Linked DNA regions of Mus musculus: all the other regions are linked to region 2. A link is a loop called in an ENCODE intact Hi-C map of the cell type or tissue named here. Cell type or tissue: heart. All regions are shown on one strand.

Region 1 (5,000 bases), 53 kb after region 2:
TCACCTGCCCACAGGGAGGCATGGCTGTGCATTCTTAAAGCAGAGTAGAACAGAACTCTGAGTCCAAGGCTTGGTGGTCTTAAGACTGGGGTAGTGATGTCAGTGGCGAGAGGATGCATGTTACAGAAAGGACCATCTTCCGGCTTAATGTGTAAAGTGGCACACTGATTCGTCTGAGAATATGGGGACATTCCCAGACTAATAGAATCCCTGACTAAGTCAGTATCAGAACCTCTGAGTGACCTGTGGAAAGGCGGCTTACTTCAGGAAGAGGGAGTAGCAGTGGGGACACACACCCTCTTTATGGCAGTTAGGTGAATAGTTTCTGTTTGCTGGACACTGAACCTATGTGCAACTGCAGATGAAGCAACAGGAAAGTGGGAGATGCTAAAGCCAGCCGAGCGATCTGTTCTTCAGTCTTGAAAGTCCCTGATGAAAGCTATTTCAGAATGAGAAGATGTTCACAGTTGTTATGGCAACCAGCAAATCTGCTTGGCCACCGGAAACCCTTCCCCTAAAGACCACAATAGCTTTTGTTATGAAACGTGGGGACTTTATTTCATTTCCCCTATTATCTATTTTCAAAGTTGTCAACAGTAACAAATTCCTTAGTACCTGTGGCCCAAGTTCTGGGACAACCCTGAGCCCCACTACTTCCATCTGCACTGTAGTGTGTAACTTCAATCTTTGCTCCATTTATAGGGGGATAAAAATACCCATCATGCGTATTGAAAAGAGAATAGAGTCATTTACCTTTGCAGCCTTTTCATGGCATATTTGCTGTAGAGGACAAATACGTTTTCTTTGAAGTATTAATTCTAATTGAATGATGTTGGCCTTGCCTCTGTCAAGAAGGTTCTGAGACTGTGTTCCAACTCAGTGGTTGGGGATGAGGCAGAAGTGGCTTTAAAGTTCTATGTATTTGCTTCCTTGGTTTGGGGCATTACCTCATTGTTCCCTGTAATGACTTTTGGGGGTTTAGATGTCCAAAATTAGCTTGTTGGATGCTACTTGACTGGTGCTGACTCATGGAAGAAAAAGTTCTTATGTTCAAGGCTAAAAAGTATACCTTGATTCTTTTAAAACATCTCTCCCTCTCTCTCCCTTCTTTCCTTCTTTCCTTCCTTCCTTTTTACTGGCAGAAATGAGGGGTGTTCGTTGTTAAACGTTTGGCAAATCACACAGAAGTATCTGGAATAAAACAAGAGCACTCCACATCTCATAATGCCTACATAAATTAACATGGTGGCTGGAGGTTTCAAGCCTTTGATCTGATTTATTCATCTACTTATATTTTAAAATGGTTACTAGCTGCTGTGTGGAATGGGTTATGGACAGACACTGTGGATTCAGGGGGATCATTCTGGAAGCTCATGAAGAAGTCAAGTGAGGGGAGGCTGACCTAAAGGCAAATTCTGTGGCTATTTTGAAGGTGGAGACCACAGGACTTGTTAATGGACTGACTGTAAACTATGAGGGAAGGAAGACATGAAGAGATGGCTGTCCTGTCTTCTGGCCCTCTGCCTGGTGAAATGGTAGCCCCTTTACTGAGGTTGGGTGTGATGAGGAAGAAGCAGGGGTGTGGTGTTTGTGCGTGTTGGGGCAGGGGAGGTAGAGGAAGTTAGATTCTGTTATGAGAGGCTAAGTAAAGGTATCATACCGGGGTGAGCATTTCTAGGAGATACTTGGATATACACTAAAGGCCTGGGGGAGGAGAATGGAGACAGATATTTTATCAAAGGACCATCAGCACAGTAAAGCCACACAGGAGATGAGGTAAATGTAGTGAGTTAAGGGTGGACGAGGAGATGCCTCAAGGACAGAGACTATTTGAGGAGAGGAAGTTACAGCCTGGGAACCAAGAGTAGCCAGGAGCCAGGCTGAGACCCAAGGACAGTGCTCGAAGTAGCAGACAAGAGAAGAGTGTCCCCCTCCCATGAGAAAGGAAGTGCTTCCCCCTATCTTTGTACACATATACACATAGTATATTTTATGTATGCACACATACATATTTTATGTGAGGATATATAGATATATCCTCACATAAATATATATATTAATATTACAGATGATGCAACGGGCCTTACCAGGAATACTGTTTTTGGGGGTGGGTACTGAGAATCAAAGCTAGAGCCTTGCACATGGTAGACGAGTGATCTATTATTGAGCTATCTCCTAAATTTTTATTCTGAGGCAGTGTCTCTGCTGTTCAGCTAGTCTTGGGCTCATGCAGTAGCCCAAGTCTGGCTCTTTTGAAAAAAATGTCCTTCTGAGATACTATTCTGAATGACAACCAAGTATTCATTCTCTCTCTCTCTCTCTCTCTCTCTCTCTCTCAGTGTTTTCGAGACAGGGTTTCTCTGTATAGCCCTGGCCGTCCTGGAACTCACTTTGTAGACCAGGCTAGCCTTGAACTCAGAAATCTACCTGCCTCTACCTCCCGAGTGCTGGTATTAAAGGCGTGTGCCACCACAAGTATTCTATCTTTATAAATGACCATGAGAACAACATTCTATAGACACACCTGGTGTTTCTTCAGGCTAAATTCCCCAAGTGTAGACAAGACAACCTTTAAGGCTTTTGATACATGCTTTTAAATTGCCTCAGAAGGAGAAGTTTCTGGCAGGATGGTACCCCCCCCCCCGCACCCCGCACCACCCCCCCCCCCCCCCCCCGCCAGCAATCAGTTGAAACCATGTATCTGGTTTTATCTGGTTGTCACTATCACCATTCAAAATTGTGCGGGGGTTGGGGGGAGGATATGCCGTCTCGTTTCTACTTTATTTCCACTTGCATGACTTGATTACATTATGGAACCATGTCAGTCGTCTGTGTAAGCAGGGGGGTTGCTGAGGAGGGAGAAAGGCATGGTCTGAGCCAGTCTCCAGGGTGAGGGGTGGAGCAGATCTTTGTCAGCCCACACGCTGAGGTTCCCACAGCTCAAAGCTTCCTCCCTCTCGGTCGGCTTCCTGCGCCGCCCAGCCTAAGAAAGGGCGTGGTCACAGAGAAGCGGAGCATCTCTCCTCCGCCAGCCAGGCGCTCTGCTCACTTGCTAGGGGTGGAGGCTGTGTTGCCTTGTGAACCGCTGTCCACATTGCCCAATAGAACAACAAACACGGGCCAGGGCACAGGGGCGGCAGGCCCTGCATCCTGCGTCCTTTCCTCACAGGGCGGAGTCATTTCAGCTCCTGAGATTCCTTCATACAGCCTTGCTGGGCGTGAGCCCAGCAGAAGGGGAAAGACTGTTGTGAAATTGTGGGAGGACACAGCATCTCTGTTGGTGACAAGGGACAATTGCATCATGCTGTTAGGCTGCGATGTGGAAATCACAGATGCCCAGGAGATAGGAATCTTAAGAATGTGTGGGACATACAGATAGATGCCCCCCAAATGGGGACTGTGACCGTCTTTTATGAGCTATTTCTTATTTCACAACTTATTTCATAACCATCAGTTGGAACAACAACAACAACGACAAAAACCTTAAAAATGCAATTCAAGAGTTGTCTAAACAGCACACACGTCTGAGACGGGTTCTGTGAGAACCAAGAATGATTCTCGAGAAGAAAAGACCCTCAGACGACCCAGGTTCCAAATCCAAAGGAAAGCATTCTGTGAGGAGTGAAACGAAAATGGAAAAAGTTCAGTAGAGAACACGCTGTTGTCCAGTTTTTCGTTTGTTCGTTCATTTTGTTTTTCTGATAAGGTCTTGTGCCCTAGCACTGACTGTCCTGGAACTCACTACGCAGATGAGGCTGGCCTTGAATTCTGCCTCTTCCTGCTCTGCTGGGATTAAAGGCATAACACCACCAGGCCTGGTGCTTTTTAAATCATAAAGCAATGTACTGTTGTTATAAATGTGTCCCATTTAGCGGACTGAAAACGCTGAGTCACGGGAAGTAAAAGTTAGCTTCCTCCCGTCCTGTCAGGTCACTACCACCCTCCAATAACTTGGTGTCTATTTTCTAGAGACTTTATAATGCAACTTAAAATATTTATAATTATAATGTATGTACATTATAAGTTATTATATGTGTGATGTAGGTAATTATAGCATTTACGATGTTAGAGCATAGATGGTATTCATTAATCAAAGTATACTTTTGCTTTGATTATTTTTTCCATTAATTATTGTGTTTGTGAGAAAGAGAGTGGGTGTCACAGACCCTGTGTGGTGATCAGAAGACAACTTGTAGGAGTCACTTCTCTCCTACCATACACGGTGCTCCAGCTATCTAACTCCGGTCACCAGGTTTGGTGGCAATACCTGCCAAGCCATCTCCCTGCCCCAACATATTTTAAGAAAATGAGTTAATAATATTGAAATTCTGCAGCTTATTTTAATGTTTTTCTCTTAGCAGGTAGCTTTGCTTCATCTGTCTGAAATAAAGATCAAAACCAAAGCAAACCAAAAAACCAACAACAGCAGCAAAAACCCCAACAAACTAACAAGAAAAAAGAAAGAAAGAAAGAAAGAAAGAAAGAAAGAAAGAAAGAAAGAAAGAAAGAAAGAAAGAAAGAAAGAAATGAAAGAAATTGCTTTGAGCCACAGATACCAGATAGATTTACTCATCCCTTTTCCTCCTTCTTCTGTGTTCCCCCTTTCCCCCGGGGAACCACTTGAGGTGCTGGAGTGAAGGAACCACAATCCCTGCCCTCATATAAAGGCCATTTCCATGGAAAGAGGAGGGCAGTAAACAATGTAACACACAGTACAGGTGGCTGGCAGGGCAGGAAGGGCGCACCACAGGGTTAGGAAGAGCCTCCTTGGAAGGAAGCACTTGAGCTGAGACCTGGAAGGGAGAGAGGGCTAGAATCACATGACTATCTGGGGGAGGGCACCCCAGGGAAAGGGCATAGGAAGCCCAATCAACCTGGGAGGAGGAGGAGGAGGAGGAAGAAGAAGAGGAGGAGGAGGAGGGGGAGGGGAAGAGGGAGGGGGAGGAGGAGAAAAGAAGGAGAAGGAAGAGGAGGAAGATAAGAAAGAGCAGGAGGAAGAG
Region 2 (5,000 bases):
ATGCCATGTTGACATGATCAGAGCTGTCTTCAGGTTCCTTCTTACAAGCAAGCTGGTGTAGACAGCCGCACAGGGACGGACAAGTCACCATATCCTGATAACTTTGCAACCTCAGTTCAGAGTGCAGAGCAGTGCCTCCGGAAAAACCCGAGATGCATTTTAGCTCACAGGCTGCATCCTTGCTGGAGAGAGGAGCAGGTTAAGCCTGGCTGGAGAATACTAATTCTGATCCAACTGCTTCATTGTTTATGGAAGTCCAGGCTTCCATATAAAGAAAAGAGCAGTTCTCTTCCTAGATAACATTTGATCCATTATGATTTATCATTTGATGAATGGTGAGAAAAAAATCTGTATGCATTTCATAGAGATTACTTCTTTGGAATATTTTTAAATTTACATTTTTGGGGCTAATTTTCATACTTGGATACCATATTATGCCATTTTCCCCCTTCCTTGCTCTCTACCTCTAACGCTGTTTCTCTTGTCTTTTATTCTTTAGGTACAGTCACAGTCACGTTACAAATGAGCTCAGTGGCATAGCCTACTCAGTTCAGAAACACACTGAATCCTCCAGAGAGGTCCAAGCAGAAAGACTAGTGTCTTAGTCAGGGTTTCTGTTCCTGCACAAACATCACAACCAAGAAGCAAGTTGGGGAGGAAAGGGTTTATTTGGCTTACACTTCCATACTGCTGTTCATCACCAAAGGAAGTCAGGACTGGAACTCAAGCAGGTCAGAAAGCAGGAACTGATGCAGAGACCATGGAGGGATGTTACTTACTGGCTTGCTTCCTCTGGCTTGCTCAGCTTGCTTTCTTATAGAACCCAAGACTATCATCCTGGGGATGGCACCACCCACAATGGACGCTCCCCCCCCCCCCCTTGATCACCAACTGAGAAAATGCCTTACAGCTGGATCTCATGAAGGCATTTCCTCTTTTCTCTGTGATAATGCCAGCTTGTGTCAAGCTGACACACAAAACCAGCCAGTACAGCTATCTCCCACCTAAAAGAACACACAACAAACAGTGAGGCAGCAGTTGTTCATGTTCTTCAGGGGACCTGTCATTCTATCCATTTGGCAGTCTTGGCTAGAACATTAACACCGGGACACAACCAGGACAAGATGGCAGGGGGATGTGGTGGGCTGTGATGCTTCTAGAAAAATCTCAATCTCTCTCTCTCTCTCTCTCTCTCTCTCTCTCTCTCTCTCTCTCTCTCTCTCTCTCTCTCTCTCTCTCTCCAAAACAGACGTTCCAAGAAATGTCTTTCTGTCTCTAGATATTATACTGCCAGGATGCTAGTCAAAATTCCCTCACACCATGAGTAGCTCAGCAGCTGGCTGGCCAGTATCTCCTAGTGGATGAATCGATTGTTCCTAGGGTGCCGGGGAGACTTTCCCAACCCAATCAGGTCCGCTGCTATGCAGCTCTCTGAAAAGTAGGCAGCACATTTAGCAGAGCCAAGAGAGAAGTCTCAGATCCTTCATGACAACCGCGGGCTGCAGGATTAATCAAACCTGGAGTTTTTGGACCTCCGATTTTCTTGTTTTTAATAAACACACTTACGGTTGAAAGTGGGTGGAGTTGGTGTGTGATGAATCGGGACTTGATTTTGCTGACACAGGTATCTGTGAGTTCCCACGTAGGAGAGGGAGGGAGATCTATACTAGGACCGGATGGAACAATGGCAAATGGAAATATTCAGTTGGTGCTCAGGAAGAGAAGAGTGACCATAGAGGAGCCTGGAGTACCATCCGGGTTGGAAAAGAACTCTGTCCTGTCTCCGAGAGGAACAGGATGCTGGCAGGGCTGCTGGTGCCCTTGCCAAGGAGGCTGAAGTTCAGGGCAGTGTTCCAGGAGGAACAGGCGCCCGAACGTGGGTCAGGAAGCCAAGGCATGGGGAAGATTGCTCTGCCAGGTTTTGGGACTGCGCTGCCAGGGTCCAGCGCAAAAGTTATATATAGAGAGGCCAGTCGGAGAAAAAGGAAGCACACAGAGAGCCGATAGACTGTAGAGGACTGGACTAGGTGGTGAACAAGGGTAAGGCTCCCAGGATCCTACAAGGCAGGAGCAGAATTGGTTCAGATGAGACAGAATGCTGGTGGCTTTCCGAAACCGCCACAGATCGGGCTGAGAAATGCAGGAAACATTCTTTTTGCAAACAGTCTTGGCCCATTTTCTTGGTATTGTTATAGAACTGCTTAGTTTTCTTCCTAAACCCTTAAAAGAAGTATCGTGGGGCTGGAGAGATGGCTCAGCAGTTAAGAGCACTAACTACTCTTCCAAAGGTCCTGAGTTCAAATCCCAGCAACCACGTGGTGGCTCACAACCATCCGTAATGAGATCTGACGCCCTCTTCTGGTGCGTCTGAAGACAGCTACAGTGTACTTACATGTAATAATAAACAAATGTTAACAACAACAACAACAACAATAACAACAGAAGTATCATCCCTCCCACCACTGCCTCTGTATTGCGTTTGATATGTGATCCTCTGAAAAGGGCTCCCTCCTCCCTCATTCGAGAAAGGTTCCAAGGTTACTTGCTTATCTGCTGCCGGCAATTTGGGTCCTGTGTGGCACACCCCTTGCTTGCAGTGTGATTTCCATTAGTCATTTCCCCCCTTCTTTCTTTTCTTTGCTCATTCAGTTACCAAGTCATCTGCAGGCTGATTCTTTGGACTCTTATAATTGGATGGTCTGAGGAGGTAGCTTCAGAATAAGGAAATCTGTTGTGGTCACTGCATTCTTTGGAGACCTCAGAGCATCAATTTCTCTCTGATTCAGCCAGGAAGTCTGTCTTCCTTTGGACTGTGGTGGCTGATGTCATGAGAGATGATTTTTGTCTAGTCAGCGGGCTGAGCTCTGTGGCAGCATTAGTACCAGAACGTAGTGATGGTGTCGAATGAAAGAAGAAACCATGAAGGGTGTGGTTCCTCCTTGGCTGTGCCCCATTCCTCATTTCTAATAAGGTTCAGCTTCTTTCACCTCAATTCAGTGTGATGCTTCAGAAAGTGAGCAGAGGATACGGTTTCCTGCAATGCAGGAAGCTACATAGGGGCTGGAGAGATGGCTCAGCAGTTCAGTATTTGCCTGCTCTTGCAGAGGTCCAGCATCCACATCAGTGGGCTTACAACCTCCTGTACTTCAATTGCAGGGGATCTGACAACCTCTTCTGGCTTCTGTGGACACTTGCAGGCATCCACATAAACATACCAACACACACACACACACACACACACACACACACACACACACACACACACACACACACAGAGAGAGAGAGAGAGAGAGAGAGAGAGAGAGAGAGAGAACACCTTTTTTTAAAGTACCATTACAAAGTCATAAATTAAATATGAAGTCGGAAAACATTTGCAGTTTAGTGAACAAGGTCTCATCTTCTTTATGTATAGAACTTTCTCATAAGTTAATAGGAAAAAGGCCACAAGTCCAATGCGAAAAATGTGTAAAATAAAATAAAATCCACAGAAAAGAGGATGTCCTTGTTAAACACATTAAGAGATAGCTAGCTTTATACGGCTGTAGTTAGGAATCAAATTGCTCCAGATAGTCATTTTTACTGTTGCAGGGTAGCAGTTCTCAACCTTCCTGATGCTGTGACCCTTTAATACGGTTCCTCAGGTTGTAGTGACCCCAGCCATAAAATTATTTCTGTTGCTGTTTCATAATTGTAATTTTGCCACTTTTATGAATTGTGGTATAGATCTCATAGTGTAAATATTCTGGTGTCTAGGGTGAACCCTGTGAAAGGGTCATTTGACTCCCAAAGAGTTGGGACCCTGAAGTCGGGCACCACTGTTGCATGGTGAGAAGGAAGTCAAATGTGAACAGATATGAGGAGATTGGTGTTCTCAGACATTACCAGTGGGGTAATAAACTTGTATAACTTCACGAACAGTTATTTGGAATCAGCCTTTAAAATTGTGTATATCTTGAATACTTCACCTCATGAACGCCATTGTCAGAATTTATTCTATAGACTTATTTATCTAGAGTGATTGAAATGCTCACAGTGTTACAGTAAGAGCAGAAGATTTGAAACAATGCAAATATTTGTCAACAGGGAAGTAGTTAAGTAAATTATGGGCATCCTATACAATGAAATATGCTGTCGCCATAAAATGGCAATACTCTTTATGAATACACGTCAAAAGATTACCAAGATATTTTATTTAAAAAAAAACAGGGTAATTTTAAAAATTAGGTAACAAAATTAAAGAATGTATTTGTTTCTCTATGAAATATTCAAGCAAGATGGCCAAGAAATTGATACTCTTTAGGATGTTGGCGGAGAGGAAATTGGTGTCCGGAATTTAGGATAGGAGAGAGGAATCTAACCCCACTGAAAGAAGGCATTGCCAATTCAAATTAGTCAGCATTAAAAAAGAAAGATAGAAATGTTCTGACACATTTTGTCTGAAAGGATCCGAATTCATCCTATCTGCACGATGTCCTCTGCTTCCCTTTCTGCCTGTTTTACTGCTGTTTAGTGGCTGCGTTTCCTCTTTCTCCAGGCTGCATGTTCCCCCCAGGCCGCGGTTCCTCTTTCTCCAGGCTGCATGTTCCCCCCAGGCTGAATGTTTGACATTTCTAACCTTGTTTGCCTTCTACACCCTTCTGTAATCTTTCAGTAGCATCTAAGCGTGGCCGCCCAGATCGCTCCTATGGGTCAGGTTGGAGGTGGTCGCCCTTTCATCCCTGACCCAGCACCTCAGCCCTACGTGTAGAAAAGGGTCACGGATGAGGGGTCAGCAGAAAGCTTGTTAGCTGTTTGCAGGATATGAGCAGGCGTCTGCAACCTCTGACACGCATGCTGACAAAGGTGTCTGACGTCATTTTAGGCTCTGGAATTGTGAGAAAGGCTGACACATACATGGAGCGGCAAGAAGAATCGATGAATTGGCTTCAACCCTTGCTCTACAACCCACAGGCATAGGATCACGGTGCGTTTTTCCTAGTGTCGCGTCCCTATAGGTGGGC
Region 3 (5,000 bases), 260 kb before region 2:
TCACCCCAATAGCCAAGTCTTGGATCTTGTTGGCAAGAATAACCTCTTGTCTCTGAGTCCTGCTTACTCCCCCAAATCCCACCCAGTGCTCGGCTACCAGCCCTGTCTTTGACTGCCTAGTATCACAATAGTATGTTCTCCGCGGAGTTATCTTAGAACCCGAAATTTATACTACAGTATGGCTTCATAAAGGTAAATCTTTTCCTCCATCAGACCAAAGAGCTGCTTGACTACAGAATTCTCTACAAGGAAGGACTCTGCACTCTCTAAAATACGGTGATGAGTTAGCTGCTTGTTGAAGGGCTTGGTTTTAGCCCAGGCTCACACCTCTAATCCAAATTGTACTACATAGGAAGTGCCAGGCCAATCTGAGACAGGGTGAAAGCAGCTTCAAAAACAAACCCAAACAAAGAAGGAACAGGCTCTGAGAATTCTTCTTTTTTTTAATCCTCATGAAAACTTCACAGAATATATCTATACAAGCTAAGCCAGTCATCATGTCACTAGGCAATATCATCATATGGGACCACTGTTATATTTTTGGCCTGCATGCTGACCAAACACTGCTATGCAGCCAGGACTATACTTCAGACTGTGAGTACGATATGGCTTGGCGGGATGAAAGAAAAAGTGAAGCAATTCTAGTGAAGAGGAGAAATGGCCCTTCAAGTGATTTCCCTCCATGTAGACTAAGGATGTCTCCTGTCTTAGCACAGTGCTATGGGCCTCCAGCACTGTCATCTGACAGCTTATAAACTAAACCATGGGGGTTGATTTTAATTATCCTTCTAGTACACCTTTCTTCCACTTAAAATCTCCAGCCAGCTTCCTCTTCTCTGCAGACTCAAGCTAACACTCACCAGCACAGTATTTACACCACCATCCTAATTTAGTTCTGCCCATCAAGTCCATCCGCATTGCTGGGAGCATTCAGCCACACAAGCGTGAACATTTTTCATGACTTTATATCTGAGTATGTTTCTTTTACAGAGGTCTATATGTGTTCCCCTGTCACTGGATGTTCATCTATCTACTTAAGTTATTCATCAAACAGCTTTATGGAGATTCAAAGGTCCCTGCTGGTAATGTTTCTCTTTCCCCCCCCAGAACCTAAGGGTTACTACGCAAGCACTCTACCACTGAGCTATATCCCCAGCCCCATAACAGGGTTCTATTTAACTATGCCATTCCTTAAATCTCTTACAGGCTCACTGTTCTATATAGATAAGATCCTCACGGGATTGCTCTAAAACTAAATGTGCCACTTAAAGCTTAAGGAACACACATAAGATAACCCCTAGCACAATGTTTTCAGTATCAATAATGTGCTATTATTACTCAAAAGACCAGCTAGCAAGTTACTTTTATAGGTTTGCCTGAAACTCCTGTGACAGGGAGATAAAACATCTCCTTCATTTATTTTCCCCGCAGTACAGTATAAATACATCGTATTACACTGCTCGACTGTCTTCACTACACAATCTACTCCCCGATGCCAAGGGCCTTAAACAACCCATCTTCGTGTCAGGCGAGCATAAATCATTTGAGAGGGAGGGAGAAATTCAACTCCCTAGGGCCGGCACTTTAAAGTCTAAGCTGACCACCGTTACCCAATAACGTACAGCTGACATGACTTAATAACCGCAATAAAACCACGCTGAGGACGTCTGGGCTGAACTGTCAGTGCGGCTGATGGCCCTGAGCTCGAACTGCTTCATTTCGCATTTCGAATGCGGGACCATCACAGACCCCCGCACACTTCGGAGCGAGCGCCGAGAAGACCCGGGAGGCGCGGCGTGGAACCCCGGGGATCCGCATTCTCACATCCCCGCTCCAATCGCGCCAAGCGTCCATTCCTCCACCGAGGGCCAAATCCCTGGCCGCGGAGGCGGTTACGTCGCTAACAGGCGAGAGCCCCAGTCTCGGCCGAGGCGTCCCTACCAGGACTGACCTGTCCATGGCTTCAGCGGTCTCCGCCTAGAACCTTGCAACTCTTTGACTGCAGCCTGGCCGCCGCGTTTCAGCCTTCCCGCTCTCCGGAAGCACACCCTTCGACCCGGAAGCGCGGCCTGGCTAAGCCAGTCCCAGAGAAACAATGTTCCCGCTCGGCGCATGCGCGACTTTCGTCTCCAGCCGCAGGCTCAGTGGGCGCAGGCGCGGAAGTGTGCCAGGGAGTGACTGCGTGGCTGGGTGGTGCCGGCCAGGCAGGAAGGGGGCGGGGAAAGGGGCGGAGCTTGGGTATGTCGCCTGAGCCTGGCTTGTGGGCGTGGTCTGGGTGGGGCGTTGTTCTGGGAAGCCGGAAGTCTATAACCTGGACTTTAGGAATCTGTTGAAGAGTCTGCATTCAGCGTTCTTGTTTGCGGTTCAGCGCCACTTTACGGGATCTGGCCTGTCTCGGGGCGCTCACCTCTTTGAACTGTGGTGTAACCTCACTGGACGGGTTTTGAGGTTGTTTTCTCTCGTTATTTATTTCTCTTTTACGGAATCAGCCGTTTTTTAAGAAATCCAATAAAAAAAGCAAAGCATAAGAAAGCCACATGGGAGGCTGAGGCAGGAGGAAGAACCACGATTTTGAAGCAAGCCTGCACTAAGAAAGCCTGACGATAGTAATAATAGCAATTATTATTGTTGCTGTTATTATCATAAATTTTAAAAGTTTTGGGCGTGGGAATACTTACCTGTTCCAGTACCTCAAAAATGTTAGGTCTCAGGCCCTCCAAATATCTAGAAATGAGCTCTGGCTGAACCATTTCTGATTTCTGGCGGTTAGATAAACGCCAGCATTCCTCAGGAACTCCTGTAATGCGTTTTCCTTCGGTCTTCTTAGCTACTTGTCCCCACAATCCCGACTCTGCACTAATTTCTAGTCTCTGCTCTCTCATCTTGCACACAAAACTATCTTGAAGAGCTCCAACAGGCGCAGACATTGCAGACACATCACCAGCAGGTGTGGCCCTCTCCCTTCCCCTCTCCCTTGCTAAACCGTTAGATTACATTCCTAAACCTAGCCACCAAGGTCTCTTCCCTTATTTGGCCACATCCTTATGCCTGACTAAAACTCCGAGGTCCAACTATCAAAATTCACTAGCTGGCTAACATGTCCACTTAGGACTTACCAACTCATCCTAGCACAGCCTTCCCCCTTTCTCCTGCAGAGACACCTGCTGCCTTCTTTGGCCGATCCAGACGGAGGCAACACCTTCTGCTTGTCCGTCTTGGGTAATACATTTCCTTTGTGCTGAGCATTTGGTGTCTGGGTGTGTTCTGTCCTGACTCCCATCTCTTGCTGATGTAACTATTCTCTCCCATTCTCTAGCTTCCCCGGCCCTGGCCATGTCCAGCCTGTTTCTTTTTCTCTCCGCTCTGGGCACTTCCAGGTGCCTCTGGATCTTTTCTCTCTCTTACCCACATTAAAAACCTTATCCCTAACGGAGCAGTCACGGTGGCAGTTTCTTTACTGTGCCCGTCCCATGCACAGAGTAAGGTACAGACAGGAATCAGGGCCATGCTCAGGCCCTACTAAGTTAGAGGCCAGTACGAGTTTGTTGTTGTTTTGTTTGTTTCTTTGTTTTGATACCCAGTCTCAAAAGAAAAGAAAAAAGTAGTACTATAGTATCCCTTCTAATCCAGAGCTGTCTGAGTAAAAGGCAGTGCATCCAGCTGCCTGAAGAATTCAGTTGTTACTTTTTTGCTCCTCACTTTGAAAGCAGACACTGTTTATTAAGTAACCAGATTACAACCATAGTGTTAGAAGGGCCAGCCAGGGAGCAGCTTGCCCTGCAAACCTGATGATCTAGCTTCTGTCCCTGGACCCCTGGTAAATGTGGAAGGAGAAAACCAACCACAAAAAAAATTGTCTTCTAGTCTCAAAACTCAGCCCTACCTCCATGTATGCTACAATTACACACAAACACACAAGTGTACATACAAATACACACATGCACACATGGATGCCTGCACACGTACAACACATATGCCACACCACATACCCCACACACACGCACACCATGTCATACACATACACATATCACACCGAATATGTGCACACATACACCCACACATGCATGCACACATATCTGTGTGTGCATCACATCTATTAAATAACCCTGAGATATGATATTTCCTGTTTCAATTACTAAATAAAAATCCTTTGGTGTGGATGAACCCCCTGCATTTGGCCACAGCAAATTAGATTCACCAAGATAGAATCACTCATGAGGGCTGGAGAGACGGCTCAGTGGTTAAGAGCACTGACTGTTTTTCCAGAGGTCCTGAGAGGTCAATTCCCAGCAACCACATGGTGGCTCACAACCACCGGTAATGAAATCCGATGCCCTCTTCTGGTGTGTTTGAAGACAGCTACAGTGTACTCATATACACTATATATATAACCATATATATATATATATATATATATATATATATATATATATATATACATAAAAGTCACCCACGAACGTTCTACCTTACAAGGCTAAATTATCTGATCTCCAGACAATTAAAGAGAGATAACCAGATTTTCCACAAGGACCATTTTTGATTGGCATAGTCAAATTGTCTCTGCTTAATTTTACAAGAAAAGTAACCCAGTGCTAAGTACTTCATCTTCAGTTGTTTTGCCTTGCTGGCCCTGCCTTATGCAGAGGCTCACTTCCTCACTTTGTGACTCCCAAATGCCTTTATTGTTGGCTTGTCCTTGGACACATTCTGCTATCTAGCTCAGGCTGGCCTTGGATGCACTGCCCCCTTGCCTTAGCCTCTGCTGTTCTTTCTTTCCCCAAGCTTTGTTTGTCTCTGTTCGTGACCTCGGAGGCGATTTGGTAGTAGAGCTGCTGCATCTCAGCATAAACAGCTGTGGTGGAGCCCTGACAGGAGAGCCTGCAGCTCCCTTTTCCTGCGATCCTGGCCCTTCTCTGTCCCTAGAGCAAAGCTCTTCTGCTCATCTCACTGGAACACTTTTCTTCTACAGGATGGAGTGTTGTCTGACTCTAGGATTGTAA

What was found. Peaks named below come from ENCODE experiments on the same cell type or tissue, not always from the same donor. Only the 100,000 strongest peaks of a DNase experiment are listed, where the experiment ranks them.
Region 1: it touches region 2 in a loop (4-fold over the local background); 8 of 42 quality-filtered maps call a loop at or near these places.
Region 3: a loop joins it to region 2, with 4 times the contacts of the local background. A loop is called at or near these places in 3 of 42 quality-filtered maps.

Annotation. Positions count from the first base shown.
Region 1 is chr10:118,100,340-118,105,339 of GRCm38, forward strand. No RefSeq gene overlaps it. Among named protein-coding and RNA genes, the nearest start is that of Mdm1, 39 kb to the right of the region's middle. In heart, no CTCF peak of the experiment used is centred here; a DNase peak (open chromatin) is centred at 3,102; H3K4me3 peaks cover 875 bases; H3K27ac peaks cover 739 bases; H3K27me3 peaks cover 335 bases.
Region 2 is chr10:118,047,664-118,052,663 of GRCm38, forward strand. Gm32663 (a long non-coding RNA gene) reads left to right here. Exons shown (of 6, transcript XR_003948955.1): 2 at 4,862-4,963. Among named protein-coding and RNA genes, the nearest start is that of Gm32663, 37 kb to the left of the region's middle. In heart, a CTCF peak has its summit at 2,355 (motif pointing left); DNase peaks (open chromatin) are centred at 1,858 and 4,618.
Region 3 is chr10:117,790,653-117,795,652 of GRCm38, forward strand. It overlaps Nup107 (nucleoporin 107), which reads right to left and starts at 2,053. Exons shown (of 28, transcript NM_134010.2): 1 at 1,952-2,053. The coding sequence starts at 1,959. In heart, no CTCF peak of the experiment used is centred here; a DNase peak (open chromatin) is centred at 2,179; H3K4me3 peaks cover 2,468 bases; H3K27ac peaks cover 2,640 bases.